2 separate regions of the Homo sapiens genome follow, and region 1 is linked to region 2. A link is an interaction called in ENCODE POLR2A ChIA-PET data of the cell type or tissue named here. Cell type or tissue: K562. All regions are shown on one strand. Each heading gives the region's core, and the rest is flanking DNA. Links, peaks and the distances in the headings are about the cores only. Region 1 overlaps RAB43 (RAB43, member RAS oncogene family). Region 2 overlaps LOC105374102 (a long non-coding RNA gene).

Region 1 (16,469 bases), core at 4,522-12,521, 140 kb after region 2:
AAGGTGAGGTGTGACCAGATAGGCTTGGGGCCAGTTTGCTGTGCATTTGTGGTACAAGTGCATACATCAACAGATTGATATTTTGCTTTCCCTGAATTATCTTACCTTACTATCCTGTCTAAAGTAGCACTCTCCCAAGTTCCTTAAAAAAAAAAAAAATCTTTATGGAGATATAATCCACATATGATAAAAATTCCCCCACTTAAAGTGCGTGATTCAGTGTTTTTTTTGTTTTTTGTTTTTTGTTTTTTAATATACTCAAAGAGTTGTGCAGTCATCACCACAGTTGATTTTAGGATATTTTCATCACCGCAAAAGAAACCTCATCACCATAAGCAGCCACTCTCACTTCTCAATCCCCACCAACCCCTGGCATTTTTAATAGAGACGGGGTTTCACCATGTTAGTCAGGATCGTCTTGATCTTCTGACCTCGTGATCCGCCCGCCTCAGCCTCCCAAAGTGCTGGGATTACAGGCGTGAGCCACCGCGCCCAGCCACAGAATGTTTTCAACATTATGCCCTTACTTGCCTTGTTTTGTTTTTTTGTCCTAGTACTTTGCATTGCCCCAAGTCATACTTCACTTGTTTGTTACTGTTTGCTTCCTTCCACCCTCAGGCACTCAGCGCTGCTGGGCATGGACTTTGTCTTAGGTATCAAAGCACTTGGCACAGTGTACTTTACCTTTTGGTTATTGAATGAATGAAGGCAGGCAAGAAGGAAGCATACTCTTTCCCCATTTATCCAGCTACCTCTTGGCTTGCTTTTGTTGAATTGATCAGTTCTCTTCCACGTTGCCTTCTAGTAAGTTGGAAATATAGTGCTGTTTCTATTGATTTTATTAAGTTTTAAATTCATGTTTAAATTTATCTACCAGGATCTGTTTTTTTCACCTAAAGAAGACAAGAACCACCATAATCCCAACACTTTGGGAGGCAGAAGCGGGCGGATTGCTACAGCCCAGGAATTTGAGATTAGCCTGGGCAACATGGGGAGAACCTGTCTCTGCAAAAAATAAAAAAATTAGCCAGGTATGGTGTTGCTTGTCTGTAGTCCCAGCTACTCAGGAGACTGAGGTGGGAGGATCACTTGAGCCCAGGAGGTCGAGGCTGCAGTGAGCCAGGATCGCACCACTGCACTCCAGCCTAAGTGACAGAGTGAGAGCCTGTCTCACAAAAAAAAAGGAAAAGACAAAACCAAGCACACTTTTACTTTCTCCTCATTGCCCATTCCAAAATTTTTTTTACATTATGTACCAAGTTACTTAGACTTAATTCTAACTTTTAATATTATTATTATTATTATTATTATTTTAGATGGAGTCTCTCACTGTCGCCTGGGCTGGAGTGCAGTGGTGCGATCTCGGCTCACTGCAACCTCCACCTCCCAGGTTCAAGCACTTTTCCTTGCCTCAGCCTCCCAAGGAGCTGGGATTACAGGCGCCCGCCACCATGCCTGGCTAATTTTTTTTTGTATTTTTAGTAGAGACGGGGTTTCACTCTGTTGGCCAGGCTGGTCTTGAACTCCTGACTTCAGGTGGTCCACCTGCCTCAGCCTCCCAAAGTGTTGGGATTACAGGCATGAGCTACTACATCCGGCAACACCTCCTTTTTTTTTAAATGACATTGATTTTTTTTTTTTTTTTGAGACGGAGTCTCGCTCTGTCGCCCAGGCTGGAGTGTAGTGGCGCAACCTCGGCTCACTGCAAGCTCCGCCTGCCAGGTTCACGCCATTCTCCTGCCTCAGCCTCCCGAGTAGCTGGAAGTACAGGCACCCGCCACCACGCCCGGCTAATTTTTTGTATTTTTAGTAGAGATGGGGTTTCACCATGTTAGCCAGGATGGTCTCGATCTCCTGACCTCGTGATCCGCCCGCCTTGGCCTCCCAAAGTGTTGGGATTACAGGTGTGAGCCACCGCACCCAGCCAAATGACACTGATTTTTTAAATTAATTTACAGATCAGTACAAGCCATGATTTTTTTTTTTTTTTGTAGGAGTCACCTTGTAGTTTTTTCTCATGGTTTCCTTATGTTGTCTTTTCACTTGTTTCTTTATTCCTTGTATTTCCTGTAAGCTAGAAATGTGGGGACTCGATGAGCCTAAAGTTAAACCATTCTGGCAAGAATGCGTCCTAGGGGATGTTGTGGGCTTCATCCTGCAGCACAGGAGGCAGCCCCCGGTGCCACGTTCCATACTAGTAATGGGGCCTGTTTGATCACCTGGTTAGGGTGGTGTTTACCAGCTTTCTCCATTTCTGTTGATTTCTAAAGATTTCTCTTTGTTCTTTGGACTTATTTCTTGATCGCTTAAGAGCCACGGCCTTCCATTTGGAGCACCAGACCAGTTGAAATAGGGCTAAAAGGGAAGAACCCTTGGAACCTGGAAGGTGGTACTCTGTCGAGCTTAGTTATGGTTGTTGGCTGAGAATTACCCATCTGACACCCTGTATGTAAATTACATAGCATGGCAACTTGTGCATGGTTTATTTGTTCATTGATTCCTTAGGTACCTGCTCTCTCCCAGGCACTGTTCTAGGTACCAGAGAGAGAAAGGTAAGTAAGAGGCAGTCTCTGGGGACTCACCTCTGGTGGAGAAAATATATGTAGACAGGTAATTAGCATGCAATGCTATTAATGCTGTGGCTGTGGTAACTGAGGCTTCTGAACCAAGAGTTGGACTGCATGGCCTGACAAGTACTCATCTTTCACCTCCACACATTGTGGCAACAGCCAGCCAAACATGGACAGTCAGGGCTGTTCCTGGAAGGCAGGGCCATGTGGCTGCCGTGGCTGTCCTAGGGAGGTGTGCTGAGTTCTGTGGAGCTTGGTGGGGGGCTTTAATCCACACTCCTCAGGGCCACAGAGGCGTGAAGGGGAGGGAGGCCCTGGAAGATTCATGAGAGATTCCTAGGGAAGTGAGATGGGCAGGGCTTTGAACGCCATGGCTGCCTCTGTGCAGAGCTGTGGCCCTGGGAGGGAGGAGTGTGATGTTTGTCTAAGCTGCATGCAGCTGGAGAATGGGGGCAGATGAGAGCATGGCAAATACGAGGGCCAGCCTGGTGGCACTGGCAGGCTGTGGGCCTGGGGGCCATAGGCAGCGAAACAGCCAGCTGTGCCTGGGAGCCCGGGGAGGAGGGTTTGCTCTAGAGAGTTGAAGAGGTGACCGAGTGGCTTGGAGGGTGAGGGTGAGGGACTCGTGAGGCCAGTCTGGGCCATCGTTGATGACCAAAGTAGCAGGGAACTGGAGGGATGGTTTGAGGGTTGGGGTTGTTCAGTGTGGGCCATAGGACATCTGAATCCCTTGTGCCTGGGCCCTTGCAGCGGAGGAATTTGGGGAAAAGAGGTGTGGGGTTTACGGGAATTCTTGTGGAGGCTGTGAGGGCTCCAAGAGGCTGTCTACCAGGGACACTGGCACTTGCAGCCCTGACTCTGAGGATGCTGTCAATGTTTGCTGAAAACCCTTCCTGATGGGCCCCCCAGCTGAGCGGTGCCCACCGCGAGCTCCTGCACGCTGCCTTGGTTTCCTCATTACCCCAAATGTTTCCCTGGTGCTGAAAGGAGCCTGCAAGCAAGCAAGGTGTTTGGGTGGCAGCAGGCTGGTCGTGGATGCCCTTAGCTTCCTGCGAGGAAGAGGAATACCCGGAAGAGGTGGCACTTGGCAAGCAGATGAGGCAGGACTTGTTGGCCAGAGGCCAGGGTCGTTTCCCACAGTGCACCTTTTTCTCATCCAAGCTGTTCAGGAACGGGTTTGATTCCTGCAGGAGGTGCCAGTGGCAGTGAGATTTCTTGGAAGCAGTTTCTATGTGCTTGCGGAGGAGCCGCGTCCATGGTAAAGGACACCAGGCTTCGGAGTCAGACAGACCTCTGCTGATGCTTCATTCCTGTGACCCCTCAGACATAAGGAGTAATGAGACCCACCTTCTAGGGTTGTCACGGGATGAAGTGGCCTGACACACAGGGAGCACTGACAGACAGTGCCAGGTGCCCACAGAACTCTGCCTTCCTGGCTTTCATGGCCTCTGGCCCCTTGCTTTCACCAGGCCTGCAAAACGTCGTGGGTTACTGTGCTTCCTGGGTGACTGGGGAGGAAACTTGAACTGCGAGAAGCTGACAGGGCCATCCCTCATCACGTGCTGGTGGAGTACAGGAACAGGAACGCACATCCTGGATTTTTCTTCACTCTGCATCGCCACCAAGCCTCCCAAGGAGAGCTGCATTGTAACAAGGGACAAAGAAAGCCATTTCTCATGCTGGGCCTTCAGGCACTCATTTTTAAGAGGTGGGAGGAATTTTGGGCATGAGAGTCTGTCCTGGTCCTCTACTCCCCTATTGCAGAGGAGAATTTGTGCCCCCGACACCAGACTGCATGCATTGCAGTCTGCTCTGCCTGCCGCCAGCCTGTGTCGCTGGTCCAGCCTGGTCTTACCTTTCTTGTCCTTGCTTTGGTCTCTCTCCACCTGTCTGGCCAGATGGTGGCAGGCTGTGTCCTTAGCTGGTTAATATGCTAGAGGTTTTGCTGTCTTACCATGGTGCTTCACAGTGCTTCACTCCCTGGCCTGTGGCCTGCTTGTGAGCCCAGGGCCAAACCTTTCCCTGGAGGACCACAGCATGGTGGGAGGAGGGACAGCGGCAGTCAGGAGCTCGCATGGCCCACAAACTCCACCTCCTGGTTTGACTTACCACATCCCAAGACACAATGAAAAATAGCTCAGGAACTTGTATTTGGGTCAGTCTGACCAGTTTTCAGAGTTTGTCCTGAGAACTAACTTTTCCAAGGTCCCTCTCTAATATGAAGAAGCAAGGAACTTTCCACTGCCTGCTTCGTTACTCAGGAGAAAGTCTTGTCAAGTAAAACCTTCCTCTGTTTCCATTGGGAGGGACAGATGCTGGACACAGGTCCCAGAGCCGAACTTCAGTGGTGCTTTTAACCTAGTAAGCAGGATTGATTTCCCACTGGGGCACATCTGAACTCACTCAGTGGGAACGTGAACTAGGAATCCCTGGAAAGCAGCTTTCAGCCCTGCTGCACGGGCCTGACTACTGGGACCTGCCCACAGTGGACTGCTGATGTGTTGAGGCCCTTCTCTGTGCAGGCACTGTGCAAGTATTGATGGTGCCAAGAGGAATAAGACAGGGTCTTTCTCCTCAGGGAACCCATTCCTGATGGCAAGAGAGGGACATAGGAACCAGGAGCCAAGTGGTAGCCCGAGGTCAATTTCCACTACAAAGCCCGCTTTTTGTTTGTTTTTTAATGTTAACTTTTTTTTTTTTTTTTGAGATGGAGTTTCACTCTTGTTGCCCAGGCTAGAGTGCAATGGCATGGTCTCGGCTCACTGCAACCTCCACCTCCCAGGTTCAAGTGATTCTCCTGCCTCAGCCTCCTGAGTAGATGGGATTATAGGCATCCACCACCATGCACGGCTAATTTTTGTATTTTTAGTAGAAACAGCGTTTCACTATGTTGGCCAGGCTGGTCTCGAATCTTGACCTTAGGTGATTTGCCTGCCTTGGCCTCCCAAAGTGCTGGGATTACAGGCATGAGCCACTGCGCCTGGCCCTGTTTTTTTTGTTTTGTTTTGTTTTGTTGTTGTTGTTTGTTTTTTGAGATGAAGTTTCACTCTGTTGCCCAGGCTGGAGTGCAGTGGCACGATCTCGGCTCACTGCAACCTCCATCTCCCAGGTTCAAGCAGTTCTCGTGCTTCAGCCTCCTGAGTAACCAGGCTGACAGACATGTACCACCATGCCCAGCTAATTTTTGTATTTTTAGTAGAGACAAGGTTTCGTCACGTTGGCCAGGCTGGTCTTGAACTGCTGGCCTGAGGTAATCTGCCCACCTCAGCCTCCCACCCTGGCCTAAAGCCTGTTTTGTTTGGCCGGCAGAAGGGTGGTTGGCTGGTTTGTTACTATTGAACTTGTTTTAGATAGCATATCCTTTTCTGATAGCCAGCGGGTCCCACAAGTCCTGTCTCCTTACTGCCTTTTATGTCACTTGTCTGGCCCCAAAGCCCAATAGTGCGGGACATTTTGACTTAGATGGATAACCCATTCTGTGATGTGTGTTGTTGTAGGGGCAAGAGTAAAGAGCTATGGGAACATGAAGGAAAGAAGAGTTAATTCTGCTCAGGGTTGGACCACAGGCCCATGGTGTCAGGGAAAATGAGAGACTTTTGAACTGGGGTCCTGAAGGGTAGGTAGGAGTGCACCAAAAGGTTAAGATGAATGCAGTTTATCCCAGAAAAGATAACGGCGAGAACAGCACTGCCTTGTCATGAGTGTGGAGACTCAGAGCGTAGTATAAGCTGGGAGTTATGTTTAGAGATTAGAAGAGGAAAGAAGCCTTATCCCTCACCCAACATGTGCTTCCCGACTGAGGCAGCGATGGGCAGGACTGAGCCCTTCTGTCACCAAGGTGAAAGAAGGGCCTGAAGCCCAGGACTGAAACCCTTGCAGCCTTGAAATCCCCACCCCATATGAAACTTACCTGCCAACCCTTGCTGAGTGGGAGAGGAGGGGGAGTGCTGCTTTTCTGAGCATACACACTCTGGGAGCCCTTTTCCTCCCTAATTAGGCCTTACCCATACCCTCTGGGTCCAGTAGATGCTTCTGGACTTCACCTTTCCCCGAAAGTCAATTATAAGACAAGCCTGCTGGGAAAAGTTCAAATAGCTGGTGATATGCTAGGTGAGAGGGCTTGGAGCTCATTCACAGTTTACAGTCCCTGTTGGCTGGTCAGGTTAGTGGCTGGTCAGGTGAGTGTGCAGGAGGAGAGCTTGGGGGTGGGGGATAGAGAAAGTGCGGTTTCCGCTCTCAACTTGGCAGATGTTTTCAGCAGTTTAAGGTTGTTTATGTCCCCTGGGCAGTGAAAAACACCTTAGCCATAACAATGTACAGCTCGCTCAGCTGACAGTGTAAAAGGTTCACGGGGCAAAATGGTCCTCAGTACTCTCCTCCAGATTATGTTTCTGTCGGGCACCTTCTACATGCCAGGCACTGTGCTAGGTGCTATGCAGATTGCAGAAAACTAGCCTGATGCAGCCCGTGCCCTTGTGGAACTCATGAGGCAGAGAAAGTAAACCTTTAAAAAGTGTGTGTGCATGTGTGTGTGTGTGCATGTCAGGCAGTGACGTGCACTAAAGAAAAATAAATTGGGGTTGGGACAGGATGGGACTGCTCTTTTAAGAAAGGCCTCTTGGCCAGGTGCGGTGGCTCGTGCCTGTAATCCCAGCACTTTGGGAGGCCAAAGCGGGCAGATCACCTGAGGTCAGGAGTTCGAGACCAGCCTGACAAACATGGTGAAACCCTGTCTCTACTAAAAATAAAAGAATTAGCCGGGCGTGGTGGCACACACCTGTAATCCCAGCTACTTGGGAGGCTGAGGCAGGAGAATTGCTTTAAGCTGGGAGGCGGAGGTTGCAGCGAGCAGAGATCGTGCCACTGCACTCCAGCCTGAGTGACAGAGTGAGACTTCATCTAAAAAAAAAAAAAAGCATAGATGGGAATGAATGAGGAGGCCAGTCACATGGGCGTCTGGGAGAGCTTTTCAGGCAGGGAACACCAAGGACAAGGGCCTCGGTGCAGAGGCCTTGGAGTACTCCAGGAATGGCCAGCAGGCAGCTAGAGGCAGATCCTGGGGTTGCCACCTAAGGGTTGACGGCAGAGGAGTTACAAGATCCTAGCACTGTTTCAGAAGCTGCATTGTTCTGTGTGCAGAAAATGGACTGGGTGAATTGGAGGTGTGGAGACAGGCCTGAGGCCGTTTGTGTAGACCCTGGTAAGAGGCTGGAGTGGCGGTAGGGAGGTGGGGATAAGTGGGTAGGAGGAGGGCACAGCTAGGGCAGATGCAGTGGGGACTTGGAGCCCAAGTGTCCCTGCTGGTCCCAGCCTCTCCCAAGGCAGAGAGACAGCCAGCCTGGAGTCCAGGACTCTGCGTTGGGATGCCTTGGCCGAGTCCCAGCGCCCCTCAGAGCCTCCCTCTTTTCTCTATAATGTCGGCTCCTGGTCTCTGCCTGCAGGCAGTGGCAAGGACGAGTGAGATGGCCGGGACCCCCAGGAGTCCACAGGGTGGGTCTACTTGCCTTCTGAGACACTGAGCCTAGGCCTGGCCTCTCCAATAGATGGTAAGATGGTTTCTGGTTGCTGTGTCTTGTCACCTGCCTGTTTCAAAAGTAACGTAGTTAAAGTGACAGATCAGAGGCATTCAGCTCTCATCCAGCCTCCCTTGGGTGCTGCCTAATGCCAGCTGGCTTGGTTGGGGTGGGGAGGGGTCTGGTCTGGGGAAGGGGCTCTCCTGGCTTGGCTTCCGCCTCCTCTTTTGGAATATAGTAGGCATGGGTGAAGTGATCAAGCTGCCTGTTACACTAATTCCTCTCTGTGATCCCATGACAAGACTGCTCCACCCAGTGACCTGAGTGATTTTTTTTTTTTTGAGATGGAGTCTCGCTCTGTCACCCAGGCCTGGAGTGCAGTGGCACTATCTCGGCTCACTGCAAGCTCTGCCTCCTGGGTTCACACCATTCTCCTGCCTCAGCCTCCTGAGTAGCTGGGACTACAGGCGACCGCCACCACGCCCAGCTAATTTTTTGTATTTTTAGTAGAGACGGGGTTTCACCATGTTAGCCAGGACGGTCTCGATCTCCTGACCTCGTGATCTGCCCGCCTCGGCCTTCCAAAGTGCTGGGATTACAGGTGTGAGCCACCATGCCTGGCTGTGATATTTTAAAAACAAACCAGAGCACATCTTGTCTTAGCCCAGGCTTCCCGTGGAAAACAGAGCCAGAGAGAAGGGCTCACATGCTTAGCTTTTGTTTTGGAGACTGACCTGGAGAAGGAGGCAAGGCTTAGATAGAGCTGCATCTTTCATTTAGCTGCCATGGGCAGTGGTCTTGACCCTGAGGACTTTACAAGGTGCATGAGGAATGTGTCTCACAGTGGTCCCTCTGAGAGGTGGGAGAGAAGAGCTTTATCCCTGTTCCCCGTTGGTCACAGGTGATCCCTAGGGTGCGGAGGCCTCTCTCTTCTGGGTCATGGAGGCATGAGCACACAGTGCTTTCCGGCAGGCCTCCCTGGCCAGACTCAGAGATGCTCCCAGGCAGGGAGTGAGGGGCACGGTGTGGGCAGGCCTTTGTGTGTGTGCAAAGCTGGTTGCTGCAGCAGTGGCTGGAGTGCAGGGTGCGCTGATAAGATATGTGAGTGGGAGAAAAGAGGAGACTGGCTCATATTTCCCTGCCTGAGACAATCTCCAGTGGCTTTACGTTGCAAGAAAAATGAAATCCACACTCTTAACTTTGGCCTGCAAGATCCTATATGCTCTGGCTCTGGCCCATGTCTCTGAACGTGTCTCCTCCCAGTTTCCTTCTTCACGGCCATCTGGCCACACTGCCCTTTCCATGTCTCTAACACGGTAAGCATTCTCCTGCCTCTGAGCCTTTGTCCTGTTCCCCTGCCTGAACACCGTCCATGTGGTTGGCTCTTCATCACTCAGGCCTCAGCTCAGACACTTGCTCAGATCATCAAATAGGCTGGCATCCACCCCCTGTGCTGTCTGCCTGGCTTTCACATTCTGTAGCGTGCTCATGATCACCTTCTAAAAGGATCTGTGGCACATTCTGTCTCCTCTTACTAGGATGGAGCTGGTTTTGCTCCGTTCCCTGCTATATCCCCAGTTACCAGAGCAGAGGCTGGGACAAGGCAGGAGCTCAGCGCATGTTGAATGAAAAATGAACGACTCATGTACACAGCCTAGTATGTTTTTCTTTTGGTACTATATGTATTCTCTTTTGCATTTAAGTTCCTTTGTGTATATTAAAAACATTTGCCACAAAATTATAATAGCTCAGTAAATATTGTTAAACGGATGCATTTATCAGCACCTTCTCCATGCTAGCACTTGGGCACATGGGTTTGGTCATTTGACTCTGACAGCACCTTTTTGTACGGATGAAAAACAGAATGGCCGGGCGCAGTGGCTCACACCTGCAATCCCAGCACTTTGGGAGGCCATGGCGGGTGGATCACCTGAGGTCAGAAGTTCGAGACCAGCCAGGCCAACATGGCGAAACCCTGTTTCTACTAAAAATACAAAATTAGCTGGGTGTGGTGGCACACGCCTGTAATCCCAGCTACTCGGGAGGCTGAGGCAGGAGAATCGCTTCAACCTGGGAGACAGAGGTTGCGGTGAGCAGAGATCACGCTACTGCACTCCAGCCTGGGCGACAGAGCGAGACTCGTCTCAAAAAAAAAGAAAAACAGAATGAAGTTTTAGCCTAGAGACACAAAGCTGGTGACAGAGCATCAGGTCATGAGCTCAGGCTTGTTGGCCCCAGCGTACCACCGCTACCCTGTATCCTTCCCTTCCTCTAATTTGGGGGAATAGGATGGGAATACTACCAGCCATGGGAAGGGTCTACTTTCCCAAAATATCTTCTCCATTACTGCCCACAGTTCACCAGCTGGTTGGCCTACATACCTTAATCAGTAGTTATTTTGTTGGTTTTTCATTTAGTTTTTATTTTAAGCAAACTTAACTTGTGTGTGGTTTGAGGAGTCATTTGGTTCTACAAGGATTGGTAGCAGAAGGTCTTAGGATATTGCCAACCCCCTGCCCTAGAGCAGCCACTTCCACCTCTTCTTTTGAAATAGGGTCTCAGTCTGTTGCTCAGGCTTTAGTGCAGTGGTACCATCTGGCATTTCTTGCAGGGCAGCTTTTTTCCAAGGAGCTTCTCTCTACTTCCATTTATCTGCAAACGTCTTGATTTCACCCTGTCTTATGAGGGAAAATTTTGTTTGACAAGTACTTCAGCATTGAGAGTTTTTTCTTTCCGCACTTGTTTTTTTCTTTTTAGCACTTCTCAGCATTGTCTTCTGGCTTCCATTATTCTGAGAAGTGGTTGTCATTTGTATTGTTGTTCCCATGTATGGAATATGTCTTTTATCAGACTGCTTTTCATATTTCCCCTTTATTCTTGTTTTCTGTCATTTTGACTGTGATCTGCTTTTGTGTATTTTGTATTTTTTCTGCTTGGGGTTTGCTGAGCTTCTTGGATCTTTAAGCCAGGTATGTTTCATCAGATTTGGAGATTTTTCAGTCATTAGTTCTTTGAGTATTCTTCCCCCATTATCACTATCTTTTCCTGGAACTGCAATTATGTGAGTATGAGACAGTTTGGTATTATCTCACATATCCTTCCGATTTTATTCATTTTCTTCAATCTTTTTTCCCCTTCCTCATATTAACTCTTTATTGATTTTTCTTCAGGTTCACTGATTTTTTTTTTCTGCCATCTATAATCTGCTATTAAGTTCATCCAGTGAATTTTCCACTTACTATAATTTTTAGTTCTAGAATTTCCACTAATTTAAAAATTAAGTTTAGGCTGGGCGCAGTGGCTCACGCCTGTAATCCCAGCACTTTGGGAGGCCGAGGCGAGTGGATCACCTGAGGTCGGGAGTTCGAGACCAGACTGACCAACATGGAGAAACCCTGTCTCTACCAAAAATACAAAATTAGCCGGGTGTGATGGCACGTGCCCATAATTCCAGCTACTCAGGAGACTGAGGCAGGAGAATCACTTGAACTCAGGAGGCGGAGGTTGCGGTGAGCGAAGATCGTGCCATTGCACTCCAGCCTGGACAACAGAGCGAAACTCCGTCTCAAAAAAAAAATTAAGGCCAGGCGCGGTGGCTCACGCCTGTAATCCCAGCACTTTGGGAGGCTGAGGTGGGCAGATCACAAGGTCAGGAGATCAAGACCATCCTGGCTAACACAGTGAAACCCTGTCTCTATTAAAAATACAACAAATTAGCTGGGCATGGTGGTGGACGCCTATAGTCCCAGCTGCTTGGGAGACTGAGGCAGGAGAATGGCATGAACCCGGGAGGCGGAGGTTGCAGTGAGCCGAGACCGCGCCACTGCACTCCAGCCTGGGTGACAGAGTGAGACTCCGTCTCAAAAAAAAAAAAATTAAGTTTAACATATATATATTTTTTGAGACAGTTTTGCTCTGTTGTCCAGGCTGGAGTGCAGTAGCGTGATCTGGGCTCACTGCAACCTCTGCCTCTGAGGTTCAAGGGATTCTCATGCCTCAGCCTCCCGAGTAGTTGGGATTACAGGAGCATACCACGATGCCTGGCTAATTTTTGTATTTTTGGTAGAGATGGGGTTTTACCATGTTGGCCAGGCTGGTCTTCAACTCCTGACCTCAAGTGATCCACCTGCCTTGGCCTCCCAAAGTGCTGGGATTATGGGCATGAAACACTGCACCCAGCCCGTAATTTTAATAATAATAAATAGTTTAATAAAACATTTATGTTTTAAGAAATAATTTTTCATTTATTTCCTTAAATCCCCTATTCGTCCACTCATTATGGCGATGTTTTTCTTTAACTCTTTGAACATACTTTCCTTGTAATTTTCTGAACATATTTAAAATCGCTGCTTTAAAGTCTCCCTACTAAATACAATATCTGGGCCATTTTGGCATCAGTGTCAATAGATTGCTTTTTCCCTTATCTGTGGTTCATATTTTCCTGTTTCTTTGCACGTTTAGCAATTTTCAATAGTATATGGAAATTGTGGTTGATAACTTAACGAGACTCTGGATTCTGTTACCTTCTTTAGAAGAGTGTTGATTCTTGTCCTAGTAGTCAATTCAGTTACTGGCTGATCACCTTGAAGTTATTCGTTTAGGCTTGTTTTTTATGTTTTGTTAGGGTGGATATGTGGAAAGACTAAGGTGTTTCTGAGCCTCGCTAATGTGGCAGAACTCAACCTCCAAACCCAAGGCTTATGTTGGTGAGGGCAGGTCTATGGAGGCCTATTCTTTAGGCATGGTCCTCACCCATAGTGACGTTCTGATAGCTCATATACGGGTCGCTAATGAGACACTAATGAGGCCTGTTCACTGTGTCTGGCTTGGAACTTCAGCATCCCCTAGCACTCCTGAACCTCTATCTCTGGTCTGTTCTCAACTCTGGAAGGGGCACTCTCTGGTCAAGAGCTCACTGGGACACCTCACATAGACTTTTGGGCTCCCCCTACTTATGTCTTCTCATTTCATCACATCATCTGCTCCAGACCCTGATCTCTGCCTCCTTAGCTCAGTGGGACCACTGTGCTCTGCTTGGATTCTAGCCCCATGGTCAGGAAACTCCCAGGTAGAGTGTCACAATGATCATGAGGTGCCTTTCATGAGTTTTTCCTTTTTTAGGGGTTATGGTCTCAGGCCGCTTGTTATCTACATTCCAAAAACGACAGCCTCATATATTTTCTCCAGTCCTGTGGTGTGTGTGGAGGGAGGGCTACTCTGCCACCAGCGATGCTGCCATGGCTGGAAGCTGCTCCAGGAGCCCTCTGACCGGCTCCAAGTTGGCTGATGTCTAGGCTGCTGCTCAGGTATTATCCTGGGATTTATCTCTCTTTCCATCATCCTGGCATCTCCCTTTGCCTCCCTTTTCAGTTGAACTCTCTGTTTTCTGGATCCCACATTTTCTTATTTTTTGTTGATTTCTTTAGGTAGAGGAACTTTCAGTCACTCCCTGAGGAAGGGTAGCAGGAAGGTGAATTTTTCGAGGACTGTATGTCTGGGAGTGCCTTTATTAAACCCTCACACTTGACTACTGGTTGGTTGGGTAGAGAATTCTAGGTTGGAAATAATTTTTCTCCTCATTTTAAGGCATTGTTTTGTTGGCTGTCTAATGCCACATGGGTCTTTTGTGTTCTTTCTTCTTGCCTGTTGTTCTGGAACTTCTGCCCATGGATGCAGTGTGGTCTGCTCTGCTCCATTGTGTGTGTGCCTGGTGGGCCCCTCAGTCAATTCTGGATACTTTTCTTGAAATACTTGATTTCCTCTCCTTGATTGTATTGTTCTCTTTTTCTGAAACTCTGATTATCCTGCTCTCCTAGGCTGCTTCTTAATTTTCTTTTCTTTTCTTTTCTTTTTTTTTGAGACAGTCTCACTCACTCTGTCGTCCAGGCTGGAGTGCAGTGGCGTGATCTCGGCTCACTGGAACCTCTGCCTCCCAGGTTCAAGCGATTCTCCTGCCTCAGCCTTCCCAGTAGCTGGGATTACAGGCGTGCACCACCACACCTGGTTAATTTTTGTATTTTTAGTAGAGATGGGGTTTCACCATGTTGGCCAGCCTGGTCTCGAACTCTTGATCTCAGGTGATCCTTCTGCCTTGGCCTCCCAAAGTACTGGAATTACAGGCTTGAGCCACCGCACCTGGCTTTCAATTTTATTTTCTCTCTTTTCCATTTCTTTGTATTTTTTCTCTACTTTGGAGGGATTTCTTCAACTTTATCTTCCAACCCTGATGTTGCATTTTTCATGTATGTTAATCATATTTTTAATTGAGCTCTTTTTTCTTTCTGAATGCGCCTCACCAAAAAAGATACTATTCTTTCCTTGTTCCATGAATCTTTCCCTATTTCTGAAACATTGACGATTGTTTGAGTACTTTGCCTCTGTGTTGTTTCTTCTGTGTTGTGTTTTTGCTGTTGTTTGGCCGGTGTCTTTCGTGTTATGTGTGGAGACGAGTTATCTCCACACCAGAGGTTATCTGGATCCCAGGCTTGTGTGGTACACACATAAACCTTGCACTTCACCCCATGCTGCCATGCATGAGCTGCAAGACGCATGAACTATGGAACATAGGCCTGGTTTTCTTAGAGCCACTCACTGAGGAGTAAATGGGACAACTCAGGAAAGAGGAGTCTTATTTGGCACATTGTGGCCCAGAGCTTTCACTCTCAGACTTCTGTGTTGGGGCTGGGGCAATGGTGGTCACCTCCACAGTGCCAGGGGCAGAGGCCCTGCCTTCAGGAACTGTCTGGGCCTCTGTGGCTTTTCCCCACCCCAGACAGACCTTGAGAGAAAGACCTTTCTCACATACCTTGAGAACTAGGTAAAGAGACACCCCGAGTGTTTGTGCCTGCAAAGGGGGCTGATGGACCTGCAGCTTGGCACACGCCACAAGCTGGGTGTCAGTCTTCAGAGAGCCATGAGAACCTGTGATTGGTGGGGCAGAGAAGGCACACCCGATCCCCAAGGTGTTTGGTCACCAAGATCCCTGGCATATGCCCCTTGGCTGGTGATCTCTGCCCAGAGTGGGCAGCCTCCTGGCCCCGCACAGACCTCTGCCCCTACCTGGCCTGGTATCCATCCTGCCAGACTCTGCTTCTAAAAGACACTAGGGAAGCTCCTCCCACCCATGGGCACCTCTTCTCCACAGCCCACATCTGGTGGGAGATGGGGCAGAGTAGGTGTTAAATGAAGACATGGGTGGCCAAAGCTCCTTGCTTTGGCCAAGCTGGGTCAGCTGGTGGAAACTGCCTTGTACTTAAAGGCCCCATGGGAGGACTCTGCCCATTGCCACCACCAGTCACCCTTCCCACAGTCCTCATCACCAAGCTGTAGAGTCCTGAGGGAACCCTAATGCTGGAGGAGCCTCACACACAGCTGGGTACGTGATGCTCTTGTAGGGGAGGGTACCTGGCCGTGCCTACTGCTGGCCGTGCAGTGCACCTGGAGCCAGCTTTCCAGCCGCCGGCCGCTTGAGCACTGGTGGTTCTGTTTTCGCAGCAGTGGGCCCAGTCCTGAGGGGAGAGGGGCACACGGAGGGGCACGCGGAGGACCTGGGTCAGCTCAGAGTGTACCCCTTCCTCCATCTTTCCCTGGGGACCCTAGAGGGCCAGGACAGGGGCTGCTCACCTTCCCTTTGCTTCCCCATTTTTCCAACAAGGTTGAGCCATTGAGTTGCTTTCTAAGGACTCAGAAGGCCTCCTAGCCCAGTGGAACCACAGCTCTGGGTGTGGGTCTGTGGGGTCACTCTGCCTGTCCCCATGTTCAGCCTGTGCCACTGGGTTCACTGAGGAACCTTATTTCTTTAGCTGCAGATCTGGGACACGGCCGGCCAGGAGCGGTTCCGCACCATCACCCAGAGCTACTACCGCAGTGCCAATGGGGCCATCCTTGCCTACGACATCACCAAGAGGAGCTCCTTCCTGTCGGTGCCTCACTGGATTGAGGATGTGAGGAAGTATGCGGGCTCCAACATTGTGCAGCTGCTGATCGGTGAGTTGGGGATTCCTCGGGACCACAAATCCCATCACTCTGCCTGTCCATGCCTCCCTCTGCTTTTTAAACACAGTGTAACCCTGAGTTCAGAGGGAGTCCCAGCCAGAGTTTGAGCCATGGTTTTGCAAATCCTGATCCTGCTAATCACTTAGAAAGTTACATTCAAGGCCGGGCACGGTGGCTCACGCCTGTAGTCCCAGCACTTTGGGAGGCTGAGGCGGGCGGATCACAAGGTCAGGAGATCGAGATCATCCTGGCTAACACAGTGAAACCTCGTCTCTACTAAAAAAATAAAAAAAAATTAGCCGGTTGTGGTGGCAGGCGCCTGTAGTCCCAGCTGCTGGGGAGGCTGAGGCAGGAGAATGGCATGAACCTGGGAGGCGGAGCTTGCAGTGAG
Region 2 (16,469 bases), core at 5,294-13,293:
TGAGCCAGATTGCATTGGCAATGGCAAAGTCGTGATGGCCAAGCGCTGCGACACGGCCCCAGCTTGCCTGGGGAGGGGAAGCCCGCAGGCCTGTGGGCAGGAGAAGGAGTGGGCTGTGGAGAGGAGAGGCAGGAGGCTGAGGCAGAGGCCCCAGGTGAAAAGGGTGACCGCAAAGCTGGAGGAAGGGAGATGTCAGAGGGGCCAGCCCTTAGGGTCTGGCTTTGCAGAGGCTAGGGCCAAGGACAACAGATCTTGTGACATGCAAAATTGTCAAGAGTCAGAAAGATGTTCAAAATGTCTGATCGGTAACCCCACCCCTAATCAGGAGGAAATTGTTCAAAAGAAGAAAATGAGGCCGGGCGCAGTGTCTCAAGCCTGTAATCCCAGCACTTTGGAAGGCTGAGGCAGGTGGATCACCTGAGGTCAGGAGTTTGAGAGCAGCCTGACCAACATGGTGAAACCCCATCTCTACTAAATACAAAAAAAAAAAAAATTAGCCTGGCGTGGTGGTGCATACCTGTAATCCCAGCTACTCGGGAGGCTGAGGCAGGAGAATCGTTTGAACCTGGGAGGCGGAGGCTGCAGTGAGCTGAGATCACGCCGTTGCACTCCAGCCTGGAGTCTGGGCAACAAAAGCGAAACTGTCTCAAAAAAAAGAAAAAAGAAAATGAAGTTGCCTGCTGCAGCAGTTTGCAGCAAAATAATTGTAAACACCCTAAATGTCTATCAATAAAGGGATGATTAAGGAAGTTATGGTACATCTGAGGACTAAACTGATTTTTATCTTGTCTCAGCTACTCCAGGAGTCTGAGATGGGAGGATTGCTTAAGCCTGGGAGGTCAAGGCTGCAGTGAGCCATGATCATGCCTCTGTACTTCCAGCGTGGGCAACAGAGCAAGACCCTGTCTCAAAAAATACATAGGGGTGGCCAGGCGAGGTGGCTCACGCCTCCAGCACTTGGGAGGCTGAGGAGGGTGAATCACCTGAGGTCAAGAGTTTGAGACCAACCTGACCAACATGGTGAAACCCCGTCTCTACTAAAAATATAAAAATTCACTGGGCATGGTGGCAGATGCCTGTAATCCCAGCTACTCGGGAGGCTGAGGCAGGAGAATTGCTCAGGAGGTGGAGGTTGCCCTGAGCCAAGATCGTGCCATTGCACTCCAGCCTGGGTGACGGGCGAGACTCTGTCTCAAAAAAAAAAAGTGTATATACATATATATATATATACACACACACACACACACACACACACATGCATATATAAATAGGTGTACAATTCAGTGGGTTTTAGTATATTAAAAAAAGTTTATGTACCTGTCCGCACTAATTGGAGAACATTTTCATCATCCCAAAAAGAAAGCTATTCATTAGCAGTCACTTTCCATTTGCCCATCTGCCCAGCCCCTGGCAACCACTAATCTACTTTCTGTCTATAGATTTGCATGTTCTGGATATTTCATATAAACAGAATCATATGCTATGTAGTCTTTTGTGTGTTTTGCTTCTTTCATTTAGCATGTTTTCAAGACATGTTATAGCATGAATCAGTACTTCATTCCTTTTGTAGCTGGATAATATTCCATTTTATGGATTTACTATATTTTGTTTGTTAATCAGTTGATGGACATTTGGCTTGTTTCCAGTCTAGCTCTTGTGAACAAAGCTGTGAATGCTGTGAACATTAATGTACAAGCTTTTGTGCAACCCTATGTTTTAACTTCTCTTGGGTCTATACCTAAGAGTGGTATTACTAGGTCATATGGTAACTATGTTTAACTTTTTGAGAACTGTCTAACTGCTTTTCCAAAGCAGCTGCACCATTTTACATTCCCACCAGCAGTGTATGGGGGTTTCAATTTCTTCATATCCTTGTCAACACTTGTTACTGTCTTTTTGATTATAGCCATGCTAGTGGGTGTGAAGAGGTTTCAATTTGCACTTTCCTGATGGCTACTGATGTTGAGCATCTTTTCATGTGCTTATTGGTCATTTGTACATCTTCTTTGAAAAAATAGCTGTTCATATCCCTTGCTCGTTTTAAAATTATTTTATCTTTTTATTTAGAGTTGTATGAGTTATTTAAGTCTAGACCCCTTCTTCTTTTTTTTTTTTTTTTTAGACAGAGTGTAGCTCTGTCACCCAGGCTGGAGTGCAGTGGTGCAATCTCAGCTCACTGCAACCTCTGCCTCCCAGGTTCAAGCGATTCTCATGCCTCAGCCTCCCTAGTAGCTGGGACTACAGGCGTGTGCCACCAGACTCAGCTAATTTTTGTATTTTTGGTGGAGACGGGGTTTCACCATGTTGGCCAGGCTGGTCTTGAACTCCTGACCTCAAGTGATCCTCCCGCCTCGGCCTCCCAAAGTGTTGGGATTACAGGCATGAGCCACCATGCCAGGCCAATAGAGATTATTTTTATGATTCTTTATAACCACCACCACCTTCCATATTCTAAGGATTTCCGCAGCCCTCTTCTGAGATGCACTCTCTTGCCCTCTAGGTGGCACCAACTCTTTAATTTTACCTCTAGTTTTTTAGCGACGGCACAGCTGGAAGAGGCTTGAAGCCCCCATGCCAGGCCCTGTCTGTCCACTAGGGTGACCCAGGGCAGTTTCAGAGTCCGGGGACTAACTCCCTTCAATATAACAGGGAGACTCAGGACTACCCTTGCTTTAGAGGCAGCTTCCAGCCTCATAAAATGAGTTTTCCAGTAAGTCACCTGTTTTCTTGTCCACCCACGCCCACTTTTGAAACTATGCCCTCACTCATTCGGCATTTGTTGAGCACCCACTGTTACATAATACTTGTAAAAATAGCAAGTACTCTATACATATGAGCTGTTGTTAACAAAAATTAGACTTTTTTAGGATGAGATCATGAATATAAGCGCCCCCGCCTTTGCAAACTGTGAAGGGCAACATTGTGCTAAGGTGTGATCATTATTGGGGCAGGAGGACCACAATACAAGTGCTAGCGTTTATCAAGGACTCACCAGGCGAGAAGCACTTCATGTATTTTATCCTGAGCCCACCTAATGAAAGTTCAAAGTAAACATCATGCTGACTTCACTGGCACAAACCTGAATCTCAGACATTATGTACATTGATGAAGGACACATGCCAACTGAATGACACAGCTGGGAATCAAACCAGTTTCCTGGGTTTCCACAGACTGCTACTTACCCTGAATCACAAGCCATCAACTAAAAGGAGAGCTCGGGGTAAAATCAAGGTTTGACCTGGACACACGGTTATTAGACAACCCGGGGTGTCCCATCAGCTTCATAAACATGTTTTCCTTATGCCATTTTTCTTTTTACCCTTTTTATGTATGTATGTATTTATTTATTTTTATTATGTTTTATTTATTTATTTTTGAGACGGAGTCTCGCTCTGTCGCCCGGGCTGGAGTGCAGTGCCACGATCTCAGTTCACTGCAACCCGTGCCTTCCTGGGTTCAAGCGATTCTCCTGCCTCAGCCTCCTGAGTAGCTGGGACTACAGGCGTGCACCACTACACCCAGCTAATTTTTGTATTTTTAGTAGAGACAGGGTTTCACCATGTTGGTTGGCCAGGGGTCTTGACCTCTTGACCTTGTGATCTGCCCACCTCTGACTCGGATAGTGCTGGGATTACAGGCGTCAGCCACCACTCCCAGCCTTATTTATTTATTTTTAAAAATAGAGACAGGGGCCTGGGTGCAGTGGCTCATGCCTGTAATCCCAGCACTTCGGGAGACCAGGGCAGACGGATCACCTGAGGTTAGGAGTTCGAGACCAGGCTGACCAACATGGTGAAACCCCATCTCTACTAAAAATACAAAAATTAGCTAGGCATGGTGGTGCACGCCTATAATCCCAGCTACTCGGGAGGCTGAGACCGGAGAATCACTTCAACCCAGGAGGCGGAGGTTGCAGTGAGTGGAGATCGCACCACTGCACTCCAACCTGGGCGACAGAGTGAGACTCTGTCTCAAAAAAAAAAAAAAAAACAATGGAGACGGGCCGGGCACGGTGGCTCACACCTGTATCCCAGCACTTTGGGGAGCTGAGGCAGGTGGATCACATGAGGTCAGGAGTTTGAGACCAGCCTGGCCAACATGGTAAAACCCTGTCTCTACTAAAAATACAAAAATTAGCCAGGCATGGTGGTGAGCGTCTGTGATCTCAGCTACTCGGGAGGCTGAGGCAGGAGAATCGCTTGAACCCGGGTGGTAGAGGTTGCAGTGAGTGGAGATTGTGCCATTGCACTCCAGCCTGGGTGACGAGAGAGAAACTCCGTCTCAAAAAAATAAATAAATAAATAAATAAAAATAATAAAATAGAGACAGGGTCTCACCATGTTGCCCAGGCTGGTATCAAACTCCTGGGCTCACGTGATCCTCCCCCCTCAGCCTCCCAAAGTGTTGGGATTACAGGCATGAGCCACCAAGCCCAACCTATTACACCATTTCTCTGAGCATGCTAACACAATTCTACTGGTAATGATTCCTGAATTTAGCAAGAGGCATTTCCAAGATTACTTAATATAGGCCAGGTGCAGTGGCTCACGCCTGTCATCCCAGCACTTTGAGAGGCCGAGGCAAGAAGTCACCTGCAGTCAGGAGTTCGAGACCAGCCTGGCCAACATAGTGAAACCCTGTCTCTACTAAAAATACAAAAATTAACTGGCCATGGTGGTGCACGCCTATAGTCTCAGCTACTCAGGAGGCTGAGGCAGGAGAATTGCTAGAACCTGGGAGGCGGAAGTTGCAGTAAGCCAAGATCACGCCATTGCACTCCAGCCTAGGTGACATAGCGAGACTCCGTCTCAAAAAAAAAAAAGAGATTACTTAATATATTTCATTTTTCTCTTATCAGGAAAAAAACATATATTTTGGAGGGAGGGAGCTTTAGGAACATGCAGCAAAGTAACAAGCAGAAAATCAGCCATTTCTTTTTTCCTTTGTACATTTTTTATTTATGCTTCATTCAAACGAAGGAATATATGTCAACATGTGTAAGTTTTAGACCATAATGATGCCATGAACACCCACGAACTCACCTCCCAAATGCCAATCCGGAACGTTACCAATAACCAGAGCTTCTCCCCTATGCCATCATGCCCTGCCCACCCCAGAGTAACTCTACCATCTTGAAATTTTAACATATTGTCTCCCTCCCTTTTGAAAAAAAAAATACATATATAGACACGCTTAAACAATGAGTTTAGTAGTTTTTGAGCTTTATAAAAATGGTATCATACCATAGGTAGTATTCTAGGACTTGATGTAATCACCATTATCTTTTTCACTACTATATAATATTCTAGGGTGAATATACCACAATGTTCTTACCAATTTTCTTCTTGCTGAGCATTTACATGGTTTCTAGTTTTTTTATTACTAAAAAAATGCTGTTATAAATGTTCTTGTGCCTGTGTTCTCATGCATATATGCAGGATTGCCTCTTGGATACACACCAAGGAGGGGAAATGCCTAGGCTGTTCAACTTTACAGGATGAACAATTGTTTTCCAAAGCGTTTCCACCAATCATACTCCCACCATGGATCCACATCCACTCCAATTTGGTATGATTAAACTCACTTTTTGCCGATCTAGTGGATCTAAATGGTATCTCACTAGGGCCTAATTTGCTTTTCCAGAAGCTGAAAATCTTTTATCTGTTTATTGGACAACCATGATACTTCTCTGAAACTGACTGGATGAAGCCCACCCATGTTACAGAAGTCCAGTTTGCTTTACTCAGTCCACTGATTTCAATGTTTGTCTCATCCAAAAACACCCTCACACAAATATCTAGAATAATGTGTGTGTGGTTTTGTTGTTGTCATTGTGCACGCGCGTGTGTGTGTGCATGTGTGTGTGTGTGTGTGTTTAGAGACAGGGTCTAGTTCTGTCACCCAGGCTAAAGTGCCGTCCATGTGGCAGTATCACGGCTCACTGCAACTTCAACTTCCTGGGCTCAGGCAATCCTCACACCTCAGCCTCCAAAGTAGCTAGGACCACAGTTGCATGCCACCATACCTGGCTAATGTTTTTTTCTTCCATTTTTTTGTAAAGATAGGATTTTGTTATGTTGCCCAGGATAGTCTTGAACTCCTGGCCTCAAGCCATCCTCCTGCCTTGGCATCCCAAAACACTGAGATTGCAGGCATGAGCCACCATGCCCTGCCCTGAATAATGTTTGATCAAATATCTAGGCATCTGACTCCCAGTCAAGTGGACACATAAAATTAACTGCACTTGTTTTTTGTTTGTTTGTTTGTTTTTGAGATGGTGTCTCATTCTGTTGCCCAGGCTGGAGAGCAGTGGCCCAGTCTCGGCTCACTGCAACCTCTACCTCCCGGGTTCAAGAGAGTCTCATGCCTCAGCCTCCCCAGGATTACAGGCATGCTCCATCATGCTCCGCTAATAATAATAATAATAATTATTATTATTATTATTATTTTGAGTCAGAGTTTCTCTCTTGTTGCCCAGGCTGGAGTGCAATGGTGCGATCTCAGCTCACCACAACCTCCGCCTCCCAGGTTGAAGCAATTCTGCCTCAGCTTCCCAAGTAGCTGGGATTACAGGCATGCACCACCACCATGCCCAGCTAATTTTAGTAGAGACGGGGTTTCTCCATGTTGGTCAGGCTGGTCTCAAACTCCCGACCTCAGGCGATCCACCCGCCTTGTCCTCCCAAAGTCAGCATTTGTTTTTTATCATCTTCTGTTTACCTTTGGAATGTAAGTTCCTTGTCTGCCATATCCACAGGGCATGGCACAAAATAGGTACTCAGTACATATCAGTTAAATGAATGAATACCAGAACCAAGATTCCAGCCCCCTGGTCTGAGCAACTCCAGGTTTGCTCTTTTTCTGCAATAAGAAATTCCAGGCTGGGGCCGGGCACGGTGGCTCACGCCTGTAATCCCAGCACTTTGGGAGGCCAAGGCGGGCAGATCACGAGGTCAGGAGATGGAGACCATCCTGGCGAACACGGTGAAACCCTGTTTCTACTAAAAATACAAAAAAATTAGCTGGGCATGGTGGCGGGCGCCTGTAGTCCCAGCTACTCAGGAGACTGAGGCAGGAGAATGGCGTGAACCCGGGAGGCAGAGCTTGCAGTGAGCCGAGATCGCACCACTGCACTCCAGCCTGGGCAACAGAGCGAGACTCAATCTCAAAAAAAAAAAAAAAAAGAAAGAAATTCCAGGCTGGTTGCAGTGGCTCATGCCTATAATCCCAGCACTTTGGGGGGCCAAGGCAGGAGGATCGCTTGAGCCCAGGAGTTCAAGACCAGCCTAGGCAAGATGGCAAGAACCCATTCATACAAAAATTTTAAAAATTAGCCAAGTGTGGTGGCATGTGCCTGTAGTCCACCTACTTGGGAGGCTGAGGTGGGAGGACCACTTGAGCACAGTAATTCAAGGCTGCAGTAAACTGTGATCCTGCTGCTGCACTCCAGATCACTTTACATTGATCACTTAAGGGTTTACTAAGAAGAAAAACATAATGTAACATCTAAAGCCTAATCAATATCTGTGTGCAAATGGTTGAGTTTCTTTTCATGTGATAAAGTTGAAAGAGCCCTGGTCTGGGGATCTGAGGGCACTCTACCTACCCAGCTTCTTATGGATCCTAAGTTCTGAAGCAAATTAACACCATCCTGCTCTTCTGAGTGTGTGACTGTAAGCTGAAGAGGCCTGCAGCAAAGCCTCTAGGTTCCTAAGAGCCAGCTTTCCTGCCACTGTAGAGTAGGAAAAGCAGCCGTCTGCAAGCTCTCCCCACCCTCCAGGAGGACCGGAGGGCTGGTGTGGTGGAATAGCTATTAGTGACTCACCAGGAGCTGGTGACAATTAATAGGAAGGGTTTGGAACATCTCCACCCACCAGCAGACTGAGAATAATGACAGTCCAAAAAACCAAAAGGGAGTGTCTATGATGAGGTCTTCCAGGCCTATGCCCCCCACCCCAACCCCTCAGTGGCACTTCCTTGTTCAAACCATCATAACGTGGGCACAGTAAACATTGGGTTGTACCTGGGTCCATAACATTTTGTAGTCAAAATCTCCTGGAACAAGTCTGCCTTTCCATAATAGCTAAAATCTCCCTGATCATGGAGTGTACACAAATCACTTCGTGTGAATAAAGCAACGTGCATTTGTTGTGCAAGGACTGCCCACTTCGCTACGCCTTGCCCCGATCCCATTCCATCAGCTCCCTGAAGGGTGTTTATGGAGCAATTTGGGAAGGGCCTTGAGCTTAGAAGTCCCCAGGAAGTGCAGCCATTGGATGACTGTTTTCTCATGCAAAACATGTCACTGGGGACCTACTATATGTGAGCTTGGCTGGAAGAGCCCTAAACAGGAGTTGGTGGGTAGGGGAGGAAGAGCACAGAGCTGGATTGCCCAAGAGACACAGTAAACAAGTATTTGCACCCCAGTCAAGCAGGGGCACCAAGGCGAGAGAGCAAGGAAGGGAGGGAGAATACCTGAAATAATTAAATATTTGATATTTACTCCCCAAAAAAGACTCAAAGTAGTCATCAGGAAAAAATATCAGGATATTGCTGGTTTATATTAGTCATTATTTTACTTCAGAACTAGGCAAGCCAGCAGTGCATCCTGGGTAACGTGCAAGCTCCGGAGCCATCCAGCCTGGGCTGTGGTCCGTGCCCTGCCAGAGGTGTTTCTTTCCCAACGTAAAAATAAAAAGAAAACAAAACCCTCTCTCTCACCATCTCCTACTCCTCATTTCTCTCTCCTTCGCAGGAAAGAATATAGACAACCCATAAAAATCTAGAGATGGCTCCTTAAAAAGAGTGGCCCTTACTCACTCCCTGTCTTTGCCTCTTCTCTTCTAGGCCAGCCACTACCCCCACTTCTCCACTAGGATCTGCTCTACCCAATGTCCCTAGCCTTCTCTTTTATATTTTATCTTATTTATTTATTTACTGAGACAAGGTCTGGATCTGTCACCCAGGCTGGAGTGCAGTGACTCAATCATGTTTCACTGCAACCTCGAACTCCTAGGCTCAAGCGACCCTCCCACCCCAGCCTTCCGAGTAGCTGGGACCACAGGCGCACACCACCATACCCGGCTAATTTTTGTATTTTTTGTAGAGATGGGGTCTTGCTATGTTGCCCAGGCTGGTCACAAATTCCTGGGCTCAATTAATCCTCCCACCTTGGCCCCTGAAAATGCTGGGATTACAGACATGAGCCACTGTGCCCAACCATGTGTTGTTTTAAGCAGCTAAGTTTTGAGATCATTTTTAAGTAGCAATAGATAAGTAACATACCATTTCCTTTGGTGAATTCCAAGAAGGGAGTGGTCATTGGTTTCAAATGTTGCTGAAAGGTTGAGCAAGAGAAGTGAAACAAAGTTCCCCCAGAGTCATCACAAAGAGAAAGCTGGGGCTGGGTGTGGTTGCTCACGCCTGTAATCCCAGCGCTTGTGGGGACAAGATGAGAGGGAGAATCGCTTGACACCAGGAGTTTGAGAGCAGGAAGGGCAACATAGTGAGACCCCATCTATACACAAAAAATGTAAAAAATTACTGAGCAGGGTGGTGCACGCCTGTGGTCCCAACTACTTGAGAAGCTGAGGCAGGAGGACTGCTTGAGCCCAGAAGGTAGAGACTGCAGTGAGCTATGATTGTACAACTGCACTCCAGCCTGGGAGACAGACAGACCCTGCCTCAAAAAAAAACACACACAAATAAACCCTACAAAAATCCCTGCACATTTAACGAGATGCTACCTTGTGCCCATTAGGATGGCCACTACCAAAAAAACAGAAGATAGCAATTGTTAGTGAGGATGTAGAGACATTGGAACCCTTTACACTGTTTTGTTTTGTTTTGTTTTGTTTTGTTTTGTTTTGTTTGAGACAGTCTCACTCTGTTGTCCAGGCTGGAGTGCAATGGCGCAATCTCAGCTTACTGCAACCTCCACCTCCTGGGTTCAAGCGATTCTCATGCCTCAGCCTCCCGAGTAGCTGGGATTACAGGTGCCCACCACCATGCCTGGCTAATTTTTGTATTTTAGTAGAGACGGTGTTTCACCATGTTGGCCAAGCTGGTCTTGAACTCCTGACCTCAGGTGATCCACCCGCCTCGGCCTCCCAAAGTGCTGGGATTACAGGCGTGAGCCACCATACCTGGCCTTCCCTTTACACTGTTGAAGGGTATATAAAATGGTACAACTGCTGTGGAAAATTGTAGGGCAGCTCCTAAAAAAAATAAACATTGGATTATAATGTAATTCAGCAATCCCACTTGTGGATATATACCCAAAAGAATGGAAAGCAGGATGTCAGTGAGAATATTTGCATACTCACATTCATTGCCACATTATTCACAATAGCCAAAATGTGGAAGCAACACAAGTGTCCATTGAAGGATACATGGATAAGAAAAATATGGCATATGATGGAATATTATTTAGCCTTAAAAAGAAGGAAATCATTCACTTACTACAATATGGATGAAACTTGAGGATGTTATGTTAAGTAAATAAGCCAGCCATAAAAAGACAAATACGGGCGGGCGCAGTAGCTCATGCCTGTAATCCCAGCACTTTGGGAGGCCGAGGTGGGCGGATCACAAGGTCAGGAGATAGAGACCATCCTGGCTAACACGGTGAAACCCCATCTCTACTAAAAAAAAAAATACAAAAATTAGCCATGCGTGGTGGTGGGCGCCTGTAGTCCCAGCTACTTGGGAGGCTGAGGCAGGAGAATGCCGTGAACCCAGGAGGCGGAGTGCAGTGAGCCAAAACCGTGCCACTGCACTCCAGCCTGGGCGACAGAGCGAGACTCCATTTCAAAAAAAAAAAAAAAAGACAAATACTGTATGATTCCATTTATTTGAGTACCTAAAGTAGTCACACTCAAAGAAACAGCAGAATGGTAGTTGCCAGGGGCTTAGGGAGGGAAATGGAAATTGTTGATGAGTATATACTTTCAGTTTGCAAGATGAAAAAGTTCTAAGATCTCTTATACCACAATGTGAACATAGCTAATGCTGCTGAAGTGTACTTTTTTTTGAGACAAAGTTCACTCTGGTCACCCAGGTTGGAGTGCAGTGGCATGATCTCGGCTCACTGCAACCTCTGCCTCTGGGCCTAAGTGATCCTTCCACCTCAGCCTCCCAAGTAGCTGGGACTATAGGTGTGGGTCGCCATGTGAAGCTAATTTTCATTTTCGTTTTTTTTTTTTTTTGTAGAAACAAGGTTTTGCTATATTGCCCAGTCTGGTCTTGAACTCCTGGGCTCAAGCAATCCGTCTGCTTTCGCCTCCCAAAGTGCTGGGATTACAGGCATGAGTCCCCATGTGTGGCCTAAGTGTACTCTTAGAAATGGTTAGAAATGGGCCAGGCACAGTTGCTTACACCTGTAATCCCAGCACTTGGGGAGGCCAAGGCGGCAGATCACGAGGTCAGGAGATCAAGACCATCCTGGCTAACACGGTGAAACGCCGTCTCTACTAAAAATACAAAAAATTAGCCAGGCGTGGTGGCATGCGCTTGTAGTCCCAGCTACTCAGGCGGCTGAGGCAGGAGAATTGCTTGAACCCGGGAGGTGGAGGTTGCAGTGAGCCGATATATTGCCATTGCACTCCAGCCTGGGCGACAGAGTGAAATGCTGTCTCAAATAAACAAAAAGAAATGGTTAGAAATGGCCAGGCATGGGCCAGGCGTGGTGGCTCACGCCTGTAATCTCAGCACTTCGGGAGGCTGAGGCGGGCAGATCACGAGGTCAGGAGATTGAGACCATCCTGGCTAACACGGTGAAACTCCGTCTCTACTAAAAATACAAAAAATTAGCCGGGCATGGTGGCAGGCACCTGTAGTCCCAGCTACTCAGGAGGCTGAGGCAGGAGAACGACATGAACCTGGGAGGCGGAGCTTGCAGTGAGCCGAGATGGTGCTACTGCACTCCAGCCTGGGCGACAGAGTGAGACTCCGTCTCAAAAAAAAAAAAAAAAGAAAGAAATGGTGGCTCACACCTGTAATCCCAGCACTTTAGGAAGCTTGAGAACATGGCTTGAGGCCAGGAGTTTGAGACCAGCTTGGGCAACATATTGAGACCCCTCTCTATAAAAAAATTTTAAAAAATTTTAAAAATAAGGCTGGGCACAGTGGCTCATGCCTGTAATCCCAGCACTTTGAGGGTGGATCGCTTGAGCCCAGGAGTTCGAGACCAGCCTAGGCAAAATGGCAAAACCCCATATCTACTACAAATACAAACAAAAACTAGCTGGGCATGGTGGTGCGCACCTGTAGTCCCAGCTACTTGGGAGGCTGACCAGGTGGGAAGATCACTAGAGCCTGAAAGGCAGAGGTTGCAGTGAGTCGAGATTGCACCACTGCACTCTAGCCTGGGTGACAGAACGAAACCCTGTCTCACACACACAAAAAGACATGTTTTTAATGGTTAGAATGGAAAAATTTCATGTTATATGATTTTTACCAGAATAAAAAAACATAAACGACACTTTTATTGTCTTCCAGTTTCTGTGGGTAGGAATCCAGGCATAGCTCAGCTGGGGCCTCTGCTCCAGGGTCTCTCATGAGGCAGCACAAGGGCTAGATTCTCATCTGTAGGATCAGCTAAAGAAAGACCCTCCTTCAGTATCACATGATCATTGGCAGGACTCAGTTCCTCACATGCTGTGGGACTGAGGGCCTCGGTTGCTCACTGGTTGCTTACCGGCTGTTGGCCAGAGGCTGCTCTCAGTCCCTTGCCACATGGGCCTCTCCAACGCTGCAGCTCGCTTCTCCCCAGTGTGCCAACCAAGAAGGCAAGAGAGAGAGTCTGCTGGCAGAGGGAAGTAATAATTTTTGGTAACCTTATTACAAAGGAGCATCCCATCACCTTTAGTCATAGTCTATTGGGTAGAATAAAGTCACTAGGTCCAGCCCACTTTCAAAGGGAGGAGTTGACACAGGCCATAAACCCCAGGAGGCAGAGATCACTGGAAATCTCTCAGCCTTTCCACAGTGTAAGGACCCAGCAAGAAGATACCATCTACAAACCAGGAAACAGGCCCTCACCAGACAGTGAATCTGTGGACTTCCAACCTCTAGAACTGTGAGAAATAAATTTGTGTTATTTATAAGCTTTTAAAAAAAAAAGAACTATCTTAAGCAGAGAAGGCAAGTGAGTAAAATATAGAAGTATTATTCATATTCATTAAGAAATACGCTTTTTAAGAGGCTGAGGTAGGACGATCATCTGAGCCTGGAAGGTCAAGAGTACAGTGAGCCGTCATCACCCCACTGCACTCCAGCCTGGGTGACAAAGACCCTATCTCAAACAACAACAACAACAATGACAAAAAAAGAAATATGCTTCCTCCTATTTTTCAAGAGATACTTACTGTCTCTGTCTATCTTTCATTTTCCCACTTTATTTTTTTTTTTCTGTCTCTTTTGTAAGAATCAAGATCTTGCTATGTTGCCCAGGCTGGAGTGCTATTAACAGGCACTATCATAGGGCACAGCAGCCTCCAACCCCCAGGCTCAAGGATCCTCCTCTGTAGTAGCTGGGACTATAGGGGTGTACCATTTTCTCACTTTCAACAGTAACATAAACTTAAGAAGTCCTCTCCCTTCTCTTAACTTTACTAGAAGAAAAGCAGTAATGCAAGAGAGATGGTGAATAATATCTGTTAGGCCTCTGGTGGCAGGGATACGATAGAGAGAGGTAGGGACTGAGGCAAATAGGAGAGTGCACACCTCAGGTAACGGGACGGCTGTGAGTCACTGCACCTGGCTGTTGGTATGCAGGAATTCAGGCCCAGAATGGCCAATCTTGAGATTTTTCCAGAGAAACTGGAAATGGAGATTTCAAAAGAAATACTCTGATTTTTAAATTTTTGGCAACAGACTCAACATGTTTTAAAATATTGTGCATGCAGGCCAGGCATGGTGGCTCACACATATAATTCCAGCACTTTGGGAGGCCAAGGCAGGCATATCACTTGAGGTCAGGAGTTCAGAGAACAGCCTGACCAACATGGTGAAACCTTGTCTGCACTCAAAATACAAAAATTAGCCAGGCGTGGTGGCGCATGCCTGTAGTCCCAGCTACTTGGGAGATTGAGGCAGGAGAATCGCTTGAACCTGACAGGCAGAGGTTGCAGTGAGCCAAGACTGCTCTACTGTACTCCAACCTGGGCGACAGAGCGAAACTCTGTCTCAAAAATAATAATAATAATAATTGCGGCCATGTGTGGTGGCTCATGCCTGTAATCCCAGCACTTTGGAGGCCGAGGCAGGCAGATCACAAGGTCAGGAGATGGAGAACATCCTGGCTAACACGGTGAAACCCTGTCTCTACTAAAAATACAAAAAAATTAGCTAGGCGTGGTGGCATGCACCTGCAATCCCAGCTACTCAGGAGGCTGAGGCAGGAGAATTGCTTGAAGCCAGGAGGCGGAGGTTGCAGTGAGCTGAGATCATGCCACTGCACTCCAGCCTGGGCGACAGCGCAAGACTCCGTCTCAAAAAAAAAAAAAAAAGAAAAGAAATTGTGCATGCCAAGATGATGCAGACCAAAGAGAAGGAAAAAAAAAAAAAAAAAAAAAAAGCTTGCTCCAGCCCTGTGATGCTTACAAGTACCACATGGTACCCTCTTCTCTTTTCCTCGGCTTCCGGAGGTCACCTGCCCTGGTTTCTCACTTCCCTTTTTTGCCTGCTGCATCTCACACTGTTTTGCAGGGTCCTTCCTGCTGCCCATTGGATGTTGGCATTTGCTTACGGCTCAGCCCTAGACTTCCTCTTCTCACTCAGCAAGCTTCCCTGGGTGATCTCAATCACTTTCAACCAACCTACCACTGGTGTGCTGATGACACCTAAATCTAGATCCACCACCCAGCCCAGAGCTCCCAACACAGCACAACATAGGAACTGATTTCCTAACTCCACGTTTCCCTAACCAGACTCATCAACCTGTTCCAAGTCCCTGCAGACCAGCTCACCTCTCTCAATGGCACCACTCAGTTGCATAAGCCAGAAATTAGAGCCATCCTTGACATTTTCTTTCCTCTCATTCTCCACATCCAATTCATCCACATCCTTCTTTGTCTCTTCAGCAAATATACATAGAATTCTTCCTGTAGACCAGGCTGCGTATCTGGGGATGAGCAACAAACAGGACCGGGAGTCTCATGCTGTGGGCCAGTAGCTAACATTATGCTCTTTCACTGCAGCAGTCTGGGTTCAATTCCCAGCCAGGAAGTGATTCCTTTAAAAAAATTAAACAAAAATAAAACCAGAAACAAGCCTGTGTGCAGAGCCTCATGCCTGTAATCCCAGCATTTTGGGAGGTTGAGGTGGGTGGATCACCTGAGGTCAGGAGTTCGAGACCAGCCTGGCCAACATGGCAAAACCCCATCTCTACTAAAAATACAAAAATTAGCCAGGCATAGTGGCGTGCGCCTATAGTCCCGGCTACTCGGGAGGCTGAGACAGGAAAATTGCTTGAACCCAGCAGGCAGAGGTTGCAGTTGAGCCGAGATCGTGCCACTGCACTCCAACCTGAGCAACAGAGTAAGACGCCTTCTAAAAAAAAAAAATATATATATATATAATAAAAATAAACAAGTCAGGCAAAATCTCTACCCGCATAATGGCCACAGTCTAGCTGAGGTGATAGTTTTAAACCAGTTTCCTTAGCTTTGGAATTAACTTTAAATAGAGAAATTTTTTAAATTTTTAAATAGGGAGGCCAGGCGTGGTGGCTCAAGCCTGTAATCCCAGCACTTTGGGAGGCCGAGGTGGGTGGATCACGAGGTCAGGAGATCAAGACCATCCTGGCTAACACGGTGAAACTGTCTCTACTAAAAATACAAAAAAATTAGCCAGGCATGTTGGTGGGTGCCTGTAGTCCCAGCTACTTGGGAGGCTGAGGCAAAAGAATGGTGTGAACCTGGGAGGCAGAGGTTTTAGTGAGCCGAGATCGCACCACTGCACTCCAGCCTGGGCAACAGAGCAAGTCTCCATCTCAAAAAAAAAAAATTTATACAACAGAGTTGGGTAAATAAGCACTAAATGGGTTACTATAATGCAATGTGCTTAGAACTGCATCGGGCACACAGTAGGTGCTCAATAAATGCTAGTTATTATTAGAGAAAGTAAGCAAACTCATAAGGGGTAAAAGAGGAAGCTGTGACAGAGATCAAGAGAGGACCTCCTGTCATGGGGATGGGCAGAGAAGCCTTCTGTTAGGAGGCCACGTAGCAGATGAAACCTGAGGAATGAGAAGGCGGGGAGATCGACCAGTGCAAAGACGAAAAGTGGCAAATGGTTTGGACTAAGGTGGAGCAGGGTGGAGAGGGAGGAAAGAGGACCCTTGTCAGATCTATCTGGAAGTAGAATTGACATGGGTGGGTAAAGCAAGACAGTGGAAGGGATCCAAGGTGACACCTCTGTTCCTGGCTTTAATAAGCCAACATCATTGATTGAAATGGATAAACCTC

Evidence for each region. ChIA-PET counts read pairs that join two places held together with the same protein. Peaks named below come from ENCODE experiments on the same cell type or tissue, not always from the same donor. Only the 100,000 strongest peaks of a DNase experiment are listed, where the experiment ranks them.
Region 1: POLR2A ChIA-PET joins it to region 2 with 5 read pairs; 13 of 35 experiments call an interaction of 5 or more read pairs at or near these places.

What each region holds. Positions count from the first base shown.
Region 1 is chr3:129,094,586-129,111,054 of GRCh38, reverse strand. It overlaps RAB43 (RAB43, member RAS oncogene family), which reads left to right. Exons shown (of 3, transcript NM_198490.3): 2 at 15,886-16,069. ISY1-RAB43 (ISY1-RAB43 readthrough) reads left to right here. Exons shown (of 13, transcript NM_001204890.2): 12 at 15,886-16,069. The coding sequence ends at 16,030. Among named protein-coding and RNA genes, the nearest start is that of RAB43, 19 kb to the left of the region's middle. In K562, for the core only: no CTCF peak of the experiment used is centred there; no DNase peak of the experiment used is centred there.
Region 2 is chr3:129,231,990-129,248,458 of GRCh38, reverse strand. LOC105374102 (a long non-coding RNA gene) reads right to left here. Exons shown (of 3, transcript XR_924473.3): 2 at 14,970-15,124; 3 at 12,448-12,802. Among named protein-coding and RNA genes, the nearest start is that of COPG1, 9.4 kb to the left of the region's middle. RefSeq lists a cis regulatory region at 2,297-2,837 and an enhancer at 14,565-14,684. In K562, for the core only: no CTCF peak of the experiment used is centred there; a DNase peak (open chromatin) is centred at 9,368; H3K4me3 peaks cover 375 bases.